Regions from separate parts of the Homo sapiens genome. Here region 2 is linked to region 1. The links are chromatin contacts, found by Hi-C or POLR2A ChIA-PET in ENCODE. All regions are on one chromosome and are shown on one strand. Each heading gives the region's core, a stretch centred on a gene start or an enhancer-like site at or near the end of the contact. The rest is flanking DNA. Distances are from core to core; before and after follow the strand shown. Region 1 holds the start of PAPSS2 (3'-phosphoadenosine 5'-phosphosulfate synthase 2). Region 2 has its middle 19 kb from the start of KLLN.

What was found. Hi-C counts contacts between places; a loop is a spot of excess contacts on that map. ChIA-PET counts read pairs that join two places held with the same protein, here RNA polymerase II (POLR2A). Pooled maps may share reads with other maps.
Region 2: a loop to region 1 is called in a map with no recorded cell type, with 2.6 times the contacts of the local background. The contact joins the enhancer-like site here to the promoter of PAPSS2 in region 1. A Hi-C loop is called at or near these places in 1 of 37 single-sample maps with no recorded cell type and 6 of 50 pooled maps. POLR2A ChIA-PET finds 5 or more read pairs at or near these places in 4 of 52 experiments (AG04450, HCT116, HEK293 and 1 more).

The regions. Positions count from the first base shown.
Region 1 is chr10:87,657,802-87,662,453 of GRCh38, forward strand. PAPSS2 (3'-phosphoadenosine 5'-phosphosulfate synthase 2) reads left to right here and starts at 2,077. Exons shown (of 13, transcript NM_001015880.2): 1 at 2,077-2,207. The coding sequence starts at 2,181. RefSeq lists a silencer at 1,825-2,064.
Region 2 is chr10:87,841,836-87,846,818 of GRCh38, forward strand. It overlaps the pseudogene CFL1P1. Among named protein-coding and RNA genes, the nearest start is that of KLLN, 19 kb to the right of the region's middle. RefSeq lists an enhancer at 817-2,016. Within about 2 kb of position 3,601, at least 5 of the 41 ENCODE cell types and tissues checked have a DNase peak (open chromatin) inside an H3K27ac peak, as active enhancers do; they include HCT116, where a contact is called at or near this core.

The sequences.
Region 1 (4,652 bases), core at 827-3,326:
TAGATGCAATATAAAAACAAAATAACAATCACGCAAATTGCTATTTTTCTTTTTTTTTTTTTGAGATGGAGTTTCACTCTTGTTACTCAGGCTGGAGTGCAATGGCGCAATCTCGGCTCACTGCAATCTCTGCCTCCCGGGTTCAAGCGATTCTCCTGCCTCAGCCTCCCAAGTAGCCGGGATTACAGGCATATGCCATCACATCTGGCTAATTTTGTATTTTTATTAGAGACAGGGTTTCATCATGTTGGTCAGTCTAGTCTCGAACTCCTGATACCAGGTGATCTGACTGCCTCGGCCTCCCAAAGTGCTGGGATTACAGGCATGAGCCACCGTGCCAGGCCGCAAATTGCTATTTTTCAATTCACATTTACTTTACCTTTTCTTAGGGCAAGATCTGGCAGAGTCTAAGATATGGTGGAAACTAATATAAAAGGATTTTTCCAATGAAATAAGAATAGGATGTTGCTATTTAAACTTCATATACATTTAAAATGTGCTAGTTTGTATGCAGAACAGAAACTCAAACTCAGTATTTGCCCCTAGCTGCTTACATTGGAAGGCAGTGGTGGCAGTTTACTCAAAATGAGTAAGAAAATAAATCAGCTTACAACTCTAGACTGTACAGACATGCAGGCTGCCTTTTACGTTTCTGACTCCTGATTTATTTTTCTTTCCCACCTTCCCACGGCGAAGGGCAGTCAATGAATACTCAGATCAAGTGTCTGTCTGGAAAGCTGGCAGTCTTCCAGAAATACAATTAGGTATGAAAGAAAAGTCCCATCCCTCACCTCCATAGAATATTACTCCAACTCTTTCACAGCAGGAACACTAGAGTGGGAATGAGAAGTGTGGCCCTTGTGTGTTACGTTACTTCTTTTGAGAGTATGGTCATATCCATCCGTTTGTAGCATTACACAAGGAGTCAGTTAAGGTACAAGGGGTGTGAGACCCAGTGACTGCCCCCAAAGTGCTTGTCACTAGAGCTTCTCTCCCTCACCTCTACTTGGCCTTGACATTTGGGTTCGTTCAGAGGGTTGCCCCATACTGCCTTTGGGTTCGTTCAGAGGGTTGCCCCATACTGCCTTCTGGTAAAATCTTGGCGCCCTAGGCCTAAGCCTGCTCATCTTGTGCCTCCTTTTCCTCCTCCTCAGGGCCCATTCCAGTGGAACAGAAGTGCTACTTTGGGGGTGGACTGAAACAAGTTGCTGGGCTTCCATTGGCCATTGCCACTTGCTTGTCGTTGTGAGGAGGGGCCGTGCCTCCACAGGCCCATACCTGTAACCTGACGATACTGTTGTGAGCGGGAATGGAGGAAGTGCATGGAAGCCCCTCAGCACGATGCATAGTGAACAGACAAGCTGTGAACCTTGGGAGTTATCACCATGTGTGATGATGCTGGTGAAGAAAGCCTGCACTGAGGAGGCTGTCAGCCTGGGTTTGAATCCCCTCATTTGGAATATAATCTTGGCAAAGTCTGAAAGCCTCAATTGCTCGTTTGTAAAACTGGAAGATAGTAGGACTTGCTGCCCGGGGTCGGGGCAGGATGGAGGGGGCCCATGAGAATTAAGGCAGAGCCCAGCGGAGTGCATTGTAAGGATCCATGAGTGTGAACCTTCGTTTTTACTACTGCATATGAGGATCCTGCCAACAAACCTGGCGGCTTCAAGCATCCTTGCCCTTAACCAAATAAGCTCTTAGGTCCTAGAGGCAGGAAGACTTCCTTGAAGAGGCGCGGGAGGCTGGTGAGGGGAGTGGAGGACGCTCTGGGACCCTCTGGGGGTGGGGCGGGCGGGGTGAACTTGACCCCAGGCCGCGTGCCGGGCGTGCCATCTGCCGCTCCGCTGCAAGGTCTCGCCCGGGACCGGGGCTGGCGGAGCGCGCGCCCGCGAGTAGGGGCCGGGCCGGGGACCCCGCCTAGGCGGCGGCGGCCGGGTCCCCAAGGCTGGGCGCTGCTTGCGGAACCGACGGGGCGGAGAGGAGCGTGGCGGGAGGAGGAGTAGGAGAAGGGGGCTGGTCAAGGGAAGTGCGACGTGTCTGCGGAGCCTTTTTATACCTCCTTCCCGGGAGTCCGGCAGCCGCTGCTGCTGCTGCTGCTGCTGCTGCCGCCGCCGCCGCCGCCGTCCCTGCGTCCTTCGGTCTCTGCTCCCGGGACCCGGGCTCCGCCGCAGCCAGCCAGCATGTCGGGGATCAAGAAGCAAAAGACGGTAGGCTTCCAGGCGCCGGCTTCCCTCCCCGCCACCGCACTGCACGCGCCGACCCCCAACCCCCAATTCCCCGGCACTTGGGTCCCACCCTCCCCGGGAGGGGGCGTCGGGAGGAGGAGTAAGAGTGGGGCACGGAGGGAAGCAAGAGAAAGAGGCTCTGTGTGGAATTCCCGGGGCAGTCCTCGCCCCGCAGCCCCTCTCCACCCCGCGACTCTGGGAATCTGCGCTCCTTGGGGTCGCCGCGCCCGCGAGAGACCTCCCGAGCTTCTCAAGTGGGTCCGGATCTAGATCCAGGACCAGGGACAGGAAATCCCCTTTCTTTCCCAAGAGCTCTTCCAGACCCGCCTTTTCTTCTGTAGGGTCTCGGAGCAGATCGAGCTGACTCCCGTTCTGCCAGGTCTGGTCGCTGGGGTTTTGTCTATGGGAACTTCCTTGGAGTGGGCTTTAATGACGGACTTTCATAGAGGAAACTGCAATTATCAAAGCAAACTGGAGGAAATTGCATTTCTACACTGGCGGGATTTAGCCCTCTAGCTTGATTTCGGCATTGGGTGGCATCTCGAGTTCAGTAATGAGGGGTGAGGGTGCCCCTCGGTTTGGTGGAGTAAGATGAGGGGACTGTGTTGAGGAGGCACACTTTTACCCAGAATTAATAATCTGAGCTGTCCTCCTTTAATGGGAAATATGAGGGCGTGTCAAAGAGAAAAGTTTCTTTCCCAGCAACATGGGCACCTATAAATTTTGCATTCTTAAAAATGGCAGCAGTTCTATTTGTCAATTATACCCCAATAAACTGAAAAAAAAAAAAAAAAAAAAAAAAAAAAAACCGGGAGCAGTAATCATAGACTCTTAGAGTTGGATGGCGCCTTCTAGACAGCACTGGGGCCACGTCAGATGTGGTCAGCAAGCCTTGATAAAATCCTACTCAGCAGTTTGGCCGCTGAACATTCTATCTTCAGCCACCACCCTGCAAGCCTCAGATGATTGTACTGGTTACTGAATGGGTTGACCTCTCTCTAGTAGATAGACGTGCAATGGACACATAGTAGGTGCCTGATAAATGTTTATTCTTATATAATGTGTATTACCGAAATATCTTTGAGGTGTATTTGTGGTGGGCCGGGGAGAGGTTTAAAAAAAAAAACAAAATATAAAGCCAAGAAGTGGGGAAGGAGTGTGGAGGGGCCATGCAGGGCTAGAAGGGTCATTTGAGCAGCAAGAGAACAGGGTGGGGGCTCTGTGGCTCCAGGGACCATACTGGACCAGCAGGAGGGTCCAGGGTGTAGGTGGCATCAATTTGGGAAGGGACATTTATCAAAATCCAGCTGCCTTTCTCAGGAGTAATTTTTAAGTGGGGGACTCTCAGCGTTGTAACATATTTTTGAAATAATAAATGAAAATCACTTGTATTTTGTTCCTATTTAATGCGATTAATTTCTGTAAAATCCTAAATAGTGTCTTCTAAATGGCAAGCCGCTGTGCCAGTAGCTTTTTATATCAGTGGGGTTTTAATTCCCACCTTCCTGCTTGCATCAAGAATTCCTTCTCAGTTGTGATGGGGGACTTTGTCAAGCATTAGAAAGGGACGAGGTGGTCTCTCCTCTTGATGCCTCCAGTCGGCAGGAGCCCAGGAAGAGGAGGGTTTGAGAACAGGGTCATTACAAATCAATTGCGGGGGCTCTGCACAGTCAGAAGCAGTGAGAAATTTGAGGGCCGGAGGGTTTGGTTTTTGTATTTACACATTCTGAACCTTCTATTTTTTGTTAGGTGGGTGTATGTGTGTGTCTGTTTTATACAGCATTAAATTAACTCCTGAAACAGCTAACTGAAATAGAACTTTTCTGAATTTTGATTTAGTCTAACGCAGTTATAACCCAGGCACCAACCCAAGTTCCCAAAAGGGCTAGATAGGTACTATCGGTACTATTTACAGCAAGCCAGCTGTAAATGCATGTGGAATCTCTCAAGCTTTGAATGTTCATTCAAAATGTGTTTTGAAACCTTGCAGGCCAAAGCAAAATCTGTCCGCTTGTGTGACCTCTGAACTAATCAATTGTTTGATAAGTATTGCTGACCTCACAAGCTAGCCTAGGAGTGAGACTGAGCTGATCTTTTACGGTCTTATAGGAATCATCACATTGTTTACTGCACTGTCAACAGAGGACAGTTAATTCACACAGCAGCCACTACAGTAACTTCAAATATTTGTTGAGCACCTACTGTATGCCAGGTGGTATACTGGGTGGGGGAGGCGGAAAAGGAGATACCTCTTTTCCAGGTTTTTTTGGCCACACTCTCTGGATGAATATTGCCTTTCAGTTCAGACCACTCTAGGAAGAGGAGATAGTTTTGGTTTAAATGAGAGAGTGTAGGATGACTTTTTCATAAGCTTTAGAAAAAATAAATTAAGTGTTCTTTTATAAAGGAAGGTAGCACATTCCTTCT
Region 2 (4,983 bases), core at 2,351-4,850, 190 kb after region 1:
ACACACACACACACACACACACACACACACACACACACACACACTCCCTCACTCAGTCCTTATAAAAACCCACTGATAGGCCGGGTGCGGTGGCTCATACCTGTAATCCCAGCAACTTTGGGAGGCTGAAGCAGGCAGATCACTTGAGGTCAGGAGTTCGAGATCACCCTGGCCAACATGGTGAAACCTCATCTCTACTAAAAATACAAAAATTAACCAAGCATGGTGGCAGGTGCCTGTAATCCTAGCTACTCAAGAGGCTGAGACAGGAAAATCACTTGAACCTGGTAGGTGGATGTTGCAGTGTGCCGAGATCGTGCCACCACACTCCAGCCTGAGCAACAGAGTGAGACTCTATCTAAAAAAAAAAAAAAAAAAATTAAAAACCCAATGAGGTGGCTACTGTTATCATCCCCATTTTACGGATGAGGACATGGGTACATAGAGATTAAGTAACTTGCCAAAGATCTCACAACTGGTAAGTGGCAGAGCAAAATTTGAAAACAAACAATCTGGTTCCAGAAACTGTACTTTTAACCTCATGATAGCTTCCTGAGGAATTTATGATCTGAGTATATATAGTAAGTACCTCCCCTTTCAGGGTAAGGCAGTAGGTAATGGTGAACAGGGAAGCAAAAGGTGACTCAGGTTGAGTAAACAACACCAAGCATATCTGACTCAAGGAATGCTTCAGAGGCCAGGGGTGCATGCCTGTAATCCCAGCACCTTGGAAGGCTGACACAGGAGGATCACTGGAGCCCAAGTTCAAGACCAGCCTGCACAACATGACAAAACCCTCTCTTTACAGAAAATACCAAAATTAGGTGGGCTTTGTGGCGCATGCCTGTAGTTCCAGCTACTTGGGAGGCTGAGAGTTGGGAGAATCACTTGAGCCTGGGAGGTCGAGGCTGCAGTGAGCTGTGATCGTGCCACTGCACTCCATCCTAGGCAATAGAGTGAGACTCTGTCTCAAAAAAAAAAAAAAAAGAAAAAGAAAAAGAAGAAAAAAAGGAATGCTTCAGTCTGCTCCAAAGAAAAGAATGGAGTAATGTGAAGTATTAAATGTAGCAAGATGCCACTGCAGTAGCTCACACCTGTAATCCCAGCACTTTGGGAGGCTGAGATGGGAGGATCACTTGAGCCCAGGAGTTCAAGACCAGCCTGGGCAACATAGTGAGACCCCATCTCTTAAAAAAATAATAAAAAGTAAATAAAAATAAATGTAGCAAGAAATTAGAAATCTTTATGAACAGATGGCAATCCAGTTTAATGTTATGTGCATGGCCACAACCCTTATTCCACTACATCCTCCTTTCACATATATATTATGAAGGTTAATGAATACAATCATTGTGATAACATTTCTTTTCTCCCTTTCTCCCTCCTCTGGTAGAGTACTCACATAAAGGCTGCATTCACAATTGAGGTTAGAACTTGTCTAGGCATGTCTAGTGAGCAATGGGAGGAGTCTGCTAGGAAAGTACTTTCAGAATACTGGAAACCTTAGGGAGAAAACTCCTCCTGAAGGTAGAAAATTGCAGAAATTATAATAAAGCCTCAGCTGCTATAGGAGAAGGATAGCTTTAGTACTTTTGGTAGGGAAGCAGTGTAGCAGCAAATTTTAAGAGATATATGAGAGGTATTTAAGTGGATCATGCCTGTAGGTCATTTAGTAGTAGTATGCAATCAATAAATATTCATTATTACTTGTGTGACAGTGCTTACCCCACACTGTCCTTTATAGAAACATATTTGCAGAGACCTGGGGAGAAAATGCAAACATGCCAGAGGGCTTCATAAGACCATACATACCCTTTAATGACTCCATTAAGTGTTATCAACAAATGTTAGTAATAATAAATATAGTTATTATCATTATTGTTCTTATTACAGCCTCATTTTATGTTATTACTGATTTTTTAATGGGGTCAGTGAGAAAATAAGACTTCATTCTCAAAATATTCAAATGTCTAGTCAGATCCTGGCAGCAGCTGCAGCGGCTCTCCTTGCCATCTCCTTTTCACTTCTGGAAACATGGGCTCCCATGTGGCTGTCTTTGATGATGTCATCAAGGTGTTCAGTGACATGAAAGTGTGCAAGTCTTCAACACTAGAAAAGGTGAAGAAGCGCAAGAAGTTGCTGCTCTTCTGCCTGAGTGAGTACAAGAAGTACATCATCCTTGCGGAGGCCAAGAAGATCCTGGTAAGTAATGTGGACCAAACCATTGATGATCCCTATGCCACTTTTGTCAAGATGCTGACAGTAAGGACTGCCGCTACGCCCCTTATGACGCCACCAAGGACAGCAAGAAGAAGGACCTGGTGTTTATCTTCTGGGCCTCTGAGTCTGCATCCATTAAGAGCAAAATGATCTATGCCAGCTCCAAAGACGTCATCAAGAAGCAGCTAGGGGTCAGCACTGTCGTCTTCTTGGAGGGCAAACTTTGTGATCCCCTCCAGCGCCCTTCCTGGAGAATCTACTAGTCCCAGACCTGCCCTCAGGGATTGCAGGCTGCCCCCTTCCTGCCAGACTGGAGGGCCTGGGGGAATCCCAGCAGAGGGAAGGCACTCCCTTCACCCCAATTGCCAAACAGCCCCCCAACTCCCTGGATTTTCCTCCTCTCTCCATCCCTGACAGTTCTGGCCTTCCCAAACTGCTTGGATCTTCTGATTCCTCTTGGGTTGAAGCAGACCAAGTTCTCCCAGGAACCCCAGTTGGGGAAGGCCTATATATATATTTTAAAAACAACCCCACTCTCCACCTGTTCCTCCACCTTCCCATGCTACAACTTCTAACCACAACAGTGACTCTGTGCCTGTCTGTTTAGTTCTGTGTATAAATGGAATGTTGTGAAGATGGCCCCTTCCCATGCCAGCTGGTTCCTCTCCCTTGGTTATGGCCGCTAATGGAAACCGGACTAGTGAGCGACCTTTAATTTTTAAAAAAAGAAAATACAATAAAATAATACTCAAATGTTTAAGCAGATTTCCCAAAACAGAGTAGAATAGAATTCATATGAATAAGCAAACAATTTAATTGTTACTACTGGCATTATGTTATGGATTTTGCTTTCCTACAGAAAATAACTCCACAACTGATTTTATTAGTATAGAATTAATTTCTTGCTAAGAGTCATTTTTGCTTATCTCACCATTGGATATTTGCAAAGTCACTAATATTTCTTTTATCCATCATTCATATGTAAGTAAATATGTACCTTACTTCCTCTTTCCAGGCAAGTAGAGGTTCCAAATATAGCCATGTGTCACATAACAGGGATTTGTTCTGATAAACGAATCCATAGACAATTTTGTCTTTGTGCAAACATGATAAAGTGTACTTGCACAAACCTAGATGGTGTAGCCCACTACACACCTAAGCTATGTGGTATAGCCTGTTGCTTCTAGGCTACAAACATGTACAGCATGTTACTATACTGAGTACTGTAGGCAAGTGTAACATAATGGTCAGTATTTGTGTATCTAAACATACCTAAATATAGAAAAGGTACAGTAAAAATATGGTATAAAAGATAAATGGTATACCTGTATAAGGCATTTACCATGAATGGAGCTTGCAGGACTGGAAGTTGCTCTGGGTGAGTCAATGAGTGAGTGGTGAGTCACTGTGAAAGCCTAGGACATTATTGTACACTACTGTAAACTGCATAAACACTGCACACTAGGCTACAATTTATGAAAAAATTTCTTCAATAATAAGCTATTAAATAACATAAAGTTGTAAATAATAATAAATTATGATTACATATCAACAATATTTTCTTTATATCCTATAAGCTTTTTTCTATTTTTAAATTAATTTCTTAAAATTTTTTAAACTTATTTTGTTAAAAACTAAGACACAAACACCCATGTAAGCACAGGCCTACACATGGTGAGGATCATCAGTATCGGTGTCTTCCACATCCACATTTTGTCCACTGGAAGCTCTTCAGAGTTAGTAACATACACGGAGCTGTCGTCTGCTGTGATATTGAAGCTGTTTTCTGGAATACCTCCTGAAGAACCTGCCTGAGGCTGTTTTACAGTTAACTAAAAAAAAATAAGTAGAAGGAGTACACTCTAAAATAACAATTAAAAGTATGGTATAGTAAATACATAAAGTGGTAACAGTTGTTTATTATCATTATCAAGTATTACATAGTGTACATAATTGAATGTGCTATACTTTTATATGACTGGTAGTGCAGTAAGTTTGCTTGCACCAGCATCACCGCAAACTGTGAGTAATGCATTACTCCATGACGTTAGGATGGCTAGGTTCACAAGGCGATAGGAATTTTTCAGCTCCATTATAATCATGGGACTGCCTTGGTATATGCGGGCTGTTGTTGACAGAAACGTCATTATGTCACGCAAGACTAGATAATGAGGGAATCCTTTTCCTCCTAATTGGTTATTTGAGCTGTTTAATCTCCCTTCCACTCCCAGCAAGTGTAGTCATTAAAATACCTTACATAACTATGGAGCCTTCATGATTAGAACTGCGATATGATGATGTTACATACCCACTCAGGGTTCTCTGCTTCAGGGCCAAAGTTTGGGCAATGTCACACCTATTGTACTTTTTGGATGGGTTTCTCTGTCATGAGAGGAATGGGAAATGAAAGAAGGATGAGCCCAATGTAATTCTGAGAATCAGATTTAACTAGTATCTGATAAAGCTTGCAAAATTTCCATGTTGATAAGTTGATCTAATTTATTTGTTTAACCTGCTGTATAATGTTTTATCATATGAAAATATCACATTTGATTTATCTATATGGAACATTTAGATTCTAATTTTTTGCTGTTTTAAATAATATTTCCATGAATTTCCCTATATGTTTCTGCTTTCAATATATGAAAGTTTTGCTAGAGTAGGGGTCTTTAAACTTTTTTGTTAGCTTATCCCACAAACAATTTGGAAAAACTTTTCCTCTATACACATGGTAGAGTTAGAATTGAACTTTTTTATTCTAAG